Regions from separate parts of the Homo sapiens genome. Here region 2 is linked to region 1. A link is an interaction called in ENCODE POLR2A ChIA-PET data of the cell type or tissue named here. Cell type or tissue: MCF 10A. All regions are shown on one strand. Links, peaks and the distances in the headings refer to the core of each region. The heading gives the core; the rest is flanking DNA. Region 1 holds the start of NCRUPAR (non-protein coding RNA, upstream of F2R/PAR1). Region 2 overlaps IQGAP2 (IQ motif containing GTPase activating protein 2).

Evidence for each region. Peaks named below come from ENCODE experiments on the same cell type or tissue, not always from the same donor. Only the 100,000 strongest peaks of a DNase experiment are listed, where the experiment ranks them.
Region 2: POLR2A ChIA-PET joins it to region 1 with 6 read pairs; 4 of 35 experiments call an interaction of 5 or more read pairs at or near these places.

The regions. Positions count from the first base shown.
Region 1 is chr5:76,708,785-76,714,165 of GRCh38, reverse strand. NCRUPAR (non-protein coding RNA, upstream of F2R/PAR1) reads right to left here and starts at 1,763. Exons shown (of 1, transcript NR_028375.2): 1 at 1,278-1,763. In MCF 10A, for the core only: no CTCF peak of the experiment used is centred there; DNase peaks (open chromatin) are centred at 2,505 and 3,055.
Region 2 is chr5:76,652,067-76,657,447 of GRCh38, reverse strand. It overlaps IQGAP2 (IQ motif containing GTPase activating protein 2), which reads right to left. Exons shown (of 36, transcript NM_006633.5): 18 at 4,615-4,698; 19 at 3,177-3,248; 20 at 2,445-2,514. Among named protein-coding and RNA genes, the nearest start is that of F2RL2, 31 kb to the right of the region's middle. In MCF 10A, for the core only: no CTCF peak of the experiment used is centred there; no DNase peak of the experiment used is centred there.

The sequences.
Region 1 (5,381 bases), core at 318-5,317:
AATTACCTTCTGCCTCCCCTCCCCTAGTTGCCATCTGACCACTAAGTTTCCCCTCCTTCCTTCCTTCCTTCCTTCCTTCCTTCCTTCCTTCCTTCCTCCCTCCCTCTCTTCCTTCCTTCCTTCCTCTCTTCCTTCCTTCCTCTCTCTCTCTCTCTGTCTTTCTTATTTTCTTTCTTTCTTTTTTTTCCTGAGGCGGAGTTTCACTCTTGTTGCCCAGGCTGGAGTGCAATGGCGCGGACTCGGCTCACAGCAACCTCCGTCTCCTGGGTTCAAGCGATTCTCCTGCCTCAGCCTCCCGAGTACTTGGGATTACAGGCGCCTACCACCGCGCCTGGCTAATTTTTTGTATTTTTAGTAGAGACTGGGTTTCACCATATTGGCCAGGTTGGCCTCAAACTCCTGAACTCAGGTGATCCACCCGCCTTAGCCTCCCAAAGTGCTGGGATTACAGGCATGAGCCACCGCATCCAGCTACCTGACCACTAAGTTTCTGTTCACCATTCAAAAAATCATATCCACATACAAATTGCATATATGTATATCCTTAAAATAAGAATGGAATAATACCACCACATTTTAAAATTTTATCTGTGTCATTGGTGGAAAATGTTATTTTTAACCATTTTACAAAACGATAAAGCTTAAAAGGATGCTTTGGGGTCTTAGTTGTTAGAACAAAATGTACCTCTAGTGACAAAAAGACGTACAATGAAGGCTGGGTGCAGTGGCTCACACCTGTAATCCCAGCACTTTGAGAAACTGAGGCGGTCAAATCACTTGAGGTCAGGAGTTAGAGACCAGCCTGGCCAGCATAGAGAAACTCCGTCTCTACTAAAAATACAAAAATTAGCCGGGCTTGGTGGTGTGCACCTGTAATCCCAGTTACTTGGGAGGCTGACGCAGGAGAATCACTTGAACCTGGGAGGCAGAGTTTGCTGTGAGCCAAAATTGCACCACTGCACTCCAGTCTGGGCAACAGAGCAAGACTCTGTCTCAAAAAAACAAAAACAAAAGCAAAAAAAAAAAAAAAAACAAAAATAATGAAATGCTTAAATGCTTTGTGCATATTGACTAAAGGATTCCTTCTAGGAATATTTCTGCCAGTTGTATTTTTTGAGGCTTGTTTGGTACATGTTTATCTAATTCTTTTTAAATAGTATACTATTCCCTTGTATACATATAATAAATTTTAGTCTTCTAAAACTATTTTATCTGTAGTGTTGTCCCCATTTATATTCCTAACATAGCTAATTTTTTGCTTTTTTCCCTTTATCTGACCAGAGGTCAGAAATGACTATTTTCTAATGCCCGTCTTTTTGCTCCGTTACTTTTATTTTTATTTATAAACACAGATTTTTAATTCATTCTTTTCCTCTACTTTCTTTGAGTTTACTCTTTAGCATAATTTTTTTTTTTTTTTTTTTTGAGACGGAGTCTCGCTGTATCGCCCAGGCTGGAGTGCAGTGGCGCGATCTCGGCTCACTGCAACCTCCGCCTCCTGGGTTTACGCCATTCTACTGCCTCAGCCTCCTGAGTAGCTGGGACTACAGGCGCCTGCCACCACGCCCGGCTAATTTTTCTGTATTTTTAGTAGAGACGGGGTTTCACCGTGTTAGCCAGGTTGGTCTCGATCTCCTGACCTCATGATCCGCCCGCCATGGCCTCCCGAAGTGCTGGGATTACAGGCGTGAGCCACCGCGCCCGGCCTCTTTAGTATAATTTTTTGAACTGATTATTTTTTACCTCTTCTCCTTCAAAAGACCACATCAGCTACATTTTGCAAGTTTTGATATGTGCATATATAAAATTCAGGTCTAAATATTTTGTCAATTTCATTCAATCTTCAACCATAAATTCTTGGATATTTTGACTGGCTTTTTGTGACTGATTTCTAATTTTATGGTCTGTTAGTGATGTTGTTTTTTGTTTTGTCCTTAGACTTCACAAAGTTCCTATGTTTATGTGCTCTTAAGAGCTTTTTTTTTTTTTTTTTTGAGACGGAGTTTTGCACTTGTTGCCCAGGCTGGAGTGCAACGGCCGGATCTTGGCTCACCACAACCTCCGCCTCCTGGGTTGGAGCGATTCTCCTGCCTCAGCCTCCCAAGTAGCTGGGATTCAGGCATGTGCCACCATGCCCGGCTAATTTTTGTATTTTTTTTAGTAGAGACTGGGTTTCTCCATGTTGGTCAGGCTGATCTCGAACTCCCGACTGCCGAGACCAGCTCGGTGGTGGAGACCCTAACCTAGCGGTGCTAGAGGAATTAAAGACACACACACAGAAATATAGATTGTGGAGTGGGAAATCAGGGATCTCACAGCCTTCAGAGCTGAGAGCCTCGAACAGAGATTTACCCACATATTTATTGACAGCAAGCCAGTCATAACATTTACTAAAAGTATTACTTATGGGAAATAAAGGGATGGGCCAAAACAAAGGGATGGCTCTTGCTAGTTATCTGCAGCAGGAACATGTCCAGGCACAGATCACTCATGCTACTGTTTGTGGTTTAAGAATGCCTTAAGCGGTTTTCTGCCCTGGGTGGGCCAGGTGTTCCTTGCGCTCATTCCAGTAAACCCACAGCCTTCCAGCGTGAGCGTCATGGCCATCACGAACATGTCACAGTGCTGCAGAGATTTTGTTTATGGCCAGTTTTTGGGCCAGTTTATGGCCAGATTTGGCGCCCTGTTCCTAAAACCCGACCTCAGGTGATCTGCCCGCCTTGGCCTCCCAAAGTGCTGGGATTACAGGCGTGAGCCACCGTACCCGGCCTCTTAAGAGCTTTTTGAAGAAGATAACCCACTACTTCATTTGTTCCACGCCACTCCTACCAAAACCCCTTTGTCAGTTTTAAAGCAAACATCTGTAGGTTTCTGAGAGTAGAAAATCTACTTAACCAGAGATGATAAACATGTTGAAAATCTGCCTAACCAGAGTTGCTAAAAATATTTCTTGGAAATGAAATCTTGACTTTGCAGCATCATTCATATTGGAACCACTTGATATTAGTTTCCGGTTTTCATTTTCTCTGTTTTAACTTGCCTGGTACCAAATAGTATGAGTCATTAGCCATCCTCCCATAATGTTTATGGTATTTAGTAGTGTTTTCAAACAAATGTGGCATCAACGTGGTAAACATTTTAATAACTAGATGATACGAAAGCAGTTTCATGTAAGCCATCAGATGATCTACCTGCTTCAGGTATTCTGGTTACCACTCTTCTATTTGAAGTGTTCCAAAGACAATAGTATATTCTAAGAACTTGCATAGTAATTTCCTTTTGGAAGCTAAATGATGGGGATACCAGAGCTCATATGAAAGTATTCAAAGTAGGTTGAGGCACTACCAGATTCTGTGTATATATTGCCACATTTTTTTTAAAGCAAACAGAAGGTTTGTAATCAGGTTACAAGCCAACCAACAGATGACCTGTTTCTGTCTTTCGCTGTTATAAACCCGTACTGTCAGCTTAGATTTGGAAGTTTATCTCTCATAATGGATCAACAACTATATTTCTACCATCGATAGAATGGTAGGCTATCCCTATGACTTAGGGTGCTAAACAAAGGTCAAATTCAGTATCTATTAAAAGACGACAAAAACCAAAAACTTTCATTCCAGTTAAGTAAGGTGAACACATTATCTCCTAGTTCTCCCTCTTCATTGATTTCCCTTTCAATATATTTTAGCTAAAAGATTTTATACTCTAAGGAAAACAGTGAGGCAACATAGTAAATCTGTATAAGATATTTTATTTGGAGATTGAGTTGAGAGGCTATTCATTTTTAGGCTGAGATAATAAGTAAAAGCCCCATTCATCCAAGTGCCAACCTGAAGTAATAGTGGACTCCTGAGGGGCAGTGGGGGTGGTAGGGTCTGTCTGCTTTTCATTCCATTGCTAGAACCCCTGTCTGCACCTGCCATTTATTTACAAAGCATTGCCAGGCTCCGGATTTAGAGTGACTGAAACACAGATTCTGTCCTCTGGAGCTTAGGGGGCCTCTGTTGTAACCTGTTACCAAGTTTGGTTTTAGTAACATTGGCAATAGATTTTTCAAAAAGCTAACCAGCAATAAGAACATCCAGTGCTCACTATAATTTTTCAAAATAAAGACAACTTTCACCATTCAGAGTTTTGTGGTTTGCCTCTTGGAATGTTTGAGGAATACCACAAATCCCTACTTAATGACAAAGTCATAAAAATCACATCATGAATAGCATTTCTAATTTGTGCCCAACCACACACAAACACTAACGTATAATTATAGTTGAGATCATTCATATCAGACAACGGTCACACCAAGCTGGTCTTTCTTCACCACTAACTTTCAGAATAAAGCATACACATATTTTCCTTCTCCTGAAGACCACTAAAGCATATCCTTTGAGAGCACCTATAGTGTTGCATAAGTACTTTTTGCTTTTAAGATCAAAATAATCAAAATAATCAAAATACAGGAGTCAGTTTTGCAAAAATAAGTTATAGTTCCAATTGCTCAGTGTTTAAAAGCAAAAAAGCAAGCAAACAAAAAACCCAAACAACAAAAAACCTTTTCCATTGAGTAAGAAAAATCTATGGGCTCTGGGAGGAAGTTGGAGTCCTTAGTGGCTCAGGCTCAGGGTTATCAAGAATTGTCCTCTGGCTTGAGGGACAGTTTAGTCCTCTTAAAGAGTAGCACAGGACTTGGCTCCAACAAATCTCTGTAAACTGAAGTCTGCTACACCCAGGCCCCGATGGCCCTTGGTTTTGTTCCTTCATCATGAGCCTTCTTCTCAGGTCACCCATTCATACCGCTTAAAGATCTCACACAAATAGCAATTGGTGATGTCTTCAACAATAACCTCATCTTGTGGGCCAACAGAGAAATCATTCACAGCGTTCCTTGAAGGTATTGACATGATGCAAATATCTTTATTCGTACAAATAACATTCAAGCATATCATTCAGTGTTGCAATAAGTTAAGATAAGCTCCTTTCAGAGATGCTGGGAAAGGCTGGCTTTTGCCTCCAAAACATTGCTCCCTAATTTTGGCTCCTTCTATACATTTCCACTAAAAGCCTTGCCCGGAGCAAGAAGGAAGCTTACCCTGCCCACCCCTCATTGCCCCTGGCTCCTGTTCCCCTTTCCAATGCTAGCAGTAGGGCAAGAGGGAGGTTTATTTTCAACGTGAAACTTAACTGTATATTTAATTCCTTCTACCAAAGCCTGCATTAAGGCTAATGCATTACAAAACATACATACCCGCAAACTGTTGAGATAGTGAGCATTGTTTTAAGCTATTCATCTCTTTGTCAAAAAAATATACATAGCCTGAAACCATCACTAAAGTAGCAGATTTTACTTTTTTTAATTTGAATTTTCCAAATTCTGTTGGTCTTAC
Region 2 (5,381 bases), core at 145-5,144, 57 kb after region 1:
CAACTGCATAAATGGCCTTTATTGGAGAATTTTCCTTGGATCATGGGACCCTTTATTTCCTGACCACTGAAGCACATCAATTTATTTTCCTTCTATTTCCAGCAAAGATGCTGCCACTGACATGACCACTTCAGGGAAGGCCTTAGCAATGCACCACCGCTCATCCATGCAGCCAAGTTAGGGGAACATGAGCCCTCCCACTGTGGCCAGAGTTGATGGCTGCCTCTCCCACCCACTAAGGGTTGTGTCTCTTCATATGTATTAACAGTCCCATCGGAAAAAACTAAATTAGTATTTTAGCTTTACTAATTGTTATGGCTCGAATTTAATATTTCCTCTATCAATACTAGGCTTTTTGCCATCTTCATCTGAGAATGACTTTGTGGTACAGGTATTTTAATTTCAGGAAATCAGACCACTTTATAGTCTGCTCCTACAACTGACCACATCTTAGTTTCAGCATCTTTCAAGCTGGAATGCGTTCAGTGACATTCCAGAATAAAAGGGGGAGAACAGATGATAACAAACTTAGAAAAGTTATTTTTTTTTTTAAATTAGAAAATCCCAAAGCCTTAGTTTTCTAAAGATGCTGAACTAAGAAAGAAATGAAAATTTATGTTTTGGTTACCATAAAAGCACCCAATTTGCTGAAGCCCAGAGAAGCTTAGATCTAACTCACTCACCGAGATGGTTTCTCTATTTACCTTTTATGCCCCAATATAAAGTTGCCTAGATTTTAAAATTGGAATTTGTCTTTGTAATAAAAAAGTAAACAAACAAAAAACATCACTATAACTGCTTAAAAAAAAACACTTTACCTGAATAAAATGAAAACTAGCCTGTGTTCATTTGGAAAATTTATTTTGAAGTCATCTTTCATATATAAAAGCAACAGCAAACATATTTTAGTGTTAGGGCTCAGAAAAAAAAATCCTCTTTAGCCTTCTTTAAAAAAAAAACCAAAAACGGCTGGGCGCAGTGGCTCATGCCTGTAATCCCAGCATTTTGGGAGGCCGAGGCGGGCGGACCACAAGGTCAGGAGATTAAGACCATCCTGGCTAACACGGTGAAACCCCATCTCTACTAAAAATACAAAAAATTAGCTGGGTGCGGTGGTGGGCGCCTGTAGTCCCAGCTACTTGGAAGGCTGAGGCAGGAGATAGCGCCACTGCAGTCCTGCCTGGGCGAAAGAGCGAGACTCCGTCTCAAGAAAAAAAAAAAACAAAAAACAAAAAACAAACAAAAAAAACCAACAAAAAACCCCAAAAACAACAACATATCTACCAGCTGAGAGGTGAGCTGGAATCTAGTGGAATGAGACATTATTCAGTAGATTCTGCAGGCTGGAGGCAGAGTGAGGACTTCAAGCGTCCCTAGATTTTCCTTAACAAGTACCAGGGAAGATCTTTCTTGAGCCATATACTTCATCCCTTAATTCAGACAAACTTTAGACAATAAAAGGTGCTGGCTAAACTTACTAGGCACTGTAAGTACTAGTAAATTTATCATCAAGCTCTCCTTGACTGTGCATGTTCCCGTGATAATTAGAATGTTAAAAATTTAGTATATAAAGAATCAACTTATGATCTGTAAAAAACCAAAATAACAAACATAGGCAAAGTTGGGACTGTAAGGAGATAGCACAAAATGTGATTGTTATTTTTGGGTGAATTTTATTTTGCTATTTTCAAACTTTCTACAAATTTTTATTAAAAAATTTAATCTGTAATCCCAGCACTTTGGGAGGCCAAGGCAGGTGAATCATGAGGTCAGGGGTTCAAGACCAGCCTGGCACACATGGTGAAACCCCGGCTGTACTGAAAATACAAAATATTAGCTGGGTGTGGTGGCTGGTGCCTGTAACCCCAGCTACTCGGAAGGCTGAGGCAGGAGAATTGCTTGAACTGGGGAGGTGGAGGTTGCAGTGAGCCAAGATTGCGCCACTGCATTCCAGCCTGGGCGACAGTGTGAGACTCTGTCTCAAAACAAAAACAAACAAAAATTAAAAATTATTCTGTGAAAAGTTCAAAATGAAATTGTAGGAAGATATTTGCAGTTGTCATTTTTGGGAGATGAGACTATGTCTAACAAATTAAACAATTTAAATATAAGGTTATTTTCTGGCTAACTCTTTTGCATTAGATTTTTGACTCTCGCTTAGATTGAAAAAAAAAAATCAGCATTTATGCCAACTCCACTCTCTTTGAAGAAGAAATTATACCATGTGGCTGATCCCTTCCATTTAATAGGAAGGCCCATTTCCTTTCACCATGTGCTCCTCTGTGTACTGGTTTAGAACCTGGGGCCTGAGATGATCAAAATCTACTGGAAACAATGGGTATCCTCTGTTCTTAGAGCAGCCTCTGAAGTGACCAATATGGACCAATATGTCCTTGCCTGGTTTATAAAAAATCCTTGCTTTGTTTCAGAAAGCTCTCACTTACCCAATGTTTTGTAGTCATCTCTAGCTTTGTTCGCTCTCAACAGTGACTGTATTTTCACAATTTCATTATTCTGCAAAAGATTAAGACAAGTCTTGATCTCCCAGAGTCCCACCTACTCCATCATTTTTGAATTTAGAACATTTAAGAACTGTCAGTATTTAAGAACTGACACTACTTAGAACTGACAGTATTTCAATGTGGTGTATTCAACATTTATTTTTCCATTTTCTTTGAAGAAGAGGTCAGATAAGTCAGCTAAAAGTACAAACAAGACTGTAGGGGAACTGCCTAGACAAAGAGATCTAAAAAGGGAAAATAATTTTAGCACACAACTTAGATGATCCAATCTATGTTCCCATATCTCTTCTTTAAATATTCAGGAAGAAATCCCTCCCAGGGGCTTCTATTTAAAGTAAGCAGTTAACAGTTGAAAAAACTACATATGTAATGCTGTAAAATATTTCTCTAGAGTCTTCTCTTTGGTGTTACTAGCCCACAGTTTTCCCCTCACCCATTTTCTATCGAGTCCTGACTGGTGAAGTCTAACTCTCAACATGATTTCTGAATGAAAACAGTAAGCCTCCAAATATTATCATATGAAGTTCTAAGATCCATTATTTCTTAAGTGTTCATGTTCACCATTCAATAAAAATCATTCAATGCTAACTTTCAATAAAGCATTCATTTAGGTCATTATCAACCTGGATAAAATCCCACAGGCATTTTTCTTACATGATCTCTGAAATACTGTAGTCTTGAAAGATAGCTCTTTCTTGCAGTTGCCATTCGGAACCAGGACTGAATCTGAAAGGTTTTAAAAAATAGAAAAGTACAACAAAAAATAAAGAGAAAAGTCAAAGTAATCACCAAACAACCCGTAATACGGTTTTGTGTAGTTTTTCTAAAAACAATGATACTTGATAAAGAAAAAAAGCAGCCCACTGAATAATCAATCTCTAAAGCCTACTCTTCATCTTTCACTGAGGTTTCTTAAGGGGTTCAAAACGCTTTACATGTTACTCTAAATTTCACCACCTTAATAAGAGAGAAGTGGGGAAAATAATTTAACTTTGTACTATTTTACCTTAAACTCAGTAAATAAAAGCCAGAAGGGTGAAGCGTTTTGCTGAGAGTTGCAATGAGTCAGGAAATCAAGTAAACTAAGTCTAGGGTTTCTTCTAACATCCCTTTAAATGCATCCAATATCCTTTAAGTTTTTACAGGAAAACATCGAAGAGGTCTCATGAGGGACCAATTGCTACCAATGGTTTTTGACAGAATAGGCATATGTTCCATAGGATGCTATTTCATCAAGGAGCTACTGCACAATGGATCTGGGTCACATTATTCTCTGTCTTCACAGTTTAAAACGTTTTTTAAATTTGTTTTTATTTATTATTATTTTTTAAAATACAAATGAGGTCCCCCTATGTTACCCAGGCTGGTCTTGAACTCCTGGGCTCAAGCTATCCTCCCACCTTGGCCTCCCAAAGTGCTGAGATTACAGGTTTGAGCCACTAAGCCTGGCCTGAAAGATCTTTAAACTAATCTGATTCTACTTTCCAGTTCCATTGCTTCCACTCTCATCTGGATTTCCAAGCTGGAGACTTGTAGATCTCCAAGTTGTAGATTTCCAAGTTGATTTTTGTCCAGTCCTCTGGCTTTCAGATCCATGAGAGTGGACATCACAGTACCCTTTCTTTCTCACCCAGAGCTATTCACCTGGGTTCGACTAATTCAGCTCCCAAATATAGGCCCTAAATTAGCTCTACTTCCTCTTATCATGGGTTTTGTTCTGTTATGTCTGAGCATTCTAAATATGCTTAAGCAAATGTGGAAAGAGAAACATGAAAAAAAGCTGGGTTCTACCTAAAGTCTAAATAATCAACTTGAACTTTCTAGACAAAGAACATTTATTGGTTATAGAACACTTTCACTTGTGATTCTCATAACCACTCATAAAGGACTTGAGGTTTTATACCGGTTTAACCAACCTGCTTGAAAAATGATTAGGTAAATGAGCAGCAGAACTGGGATTCAAATCCAGTACTGCCTTCTGACTTCAAGGCTCACATGTACCCTCCCTTTCTATAGCTGTCTTTCAGATTAAACATGAAATGAGGGGAAACGTTTAAGCCAAGCACTTGGTATGGTAGGAAAGGGTATTTACCTTCACAATAGAATCAGTATTATCAATGAACGTTTGCCGCCTGTGCATATACTCCTTCCGTTGTTTATATCCTTTCCAAAAAGCCTAAGGAAAAGAGTGGGTTATAGAATTATTTACCAGCAAGTTTCCCAATTTATCTAGGAAGTGCAAGAGCAGAGCACATCTCAGGCCGCATGGAGCTGGGACACTGTCAGGCACCCTCCCTTCAGATCTCATCTGGACACCCTCTCTGGGGGTAGCCAGTTAAACACAGCAGAGCACATCAGCTCACAGCTGAGACTAGTTCTAAGCTTAGGACAGCAGAGTAAGGGTGATAAATTACATGGAGAAGCACAGTTCCTGCTGGAAAGCTTAACTTTACCAAGGCCCTGGGTGGCAAAAAGGAGTAAAATGGAATTTCTCCAAAACCCATAAACAGTATTAACTAGGTGCTAGTGGTATTTGATAACAACAAAAAATGCTTGAAAATAATGCCTAATATTAAGTATCTTTACCACAACACGTGGCCCACTGTGGCCCCGACTGGAAAGGAGGATGCTCTACCAACTTGTGGCCCTGAATCCCTTGGATCCCTGAAAACACTGGTGCTGCAACTGACCATCATTTCATATATCCCCACATAAAGTTAAACAATGCTTCATCAACATAGCTTTACCTGATTATCACCATTAAGAATAATTTTTACAGGAAACTCTTTACAAAAACTGGACACAAACTAGTATCTTTAGAAGAAGTAAATTCATAACTGTTACAGTTTATTCCAATTC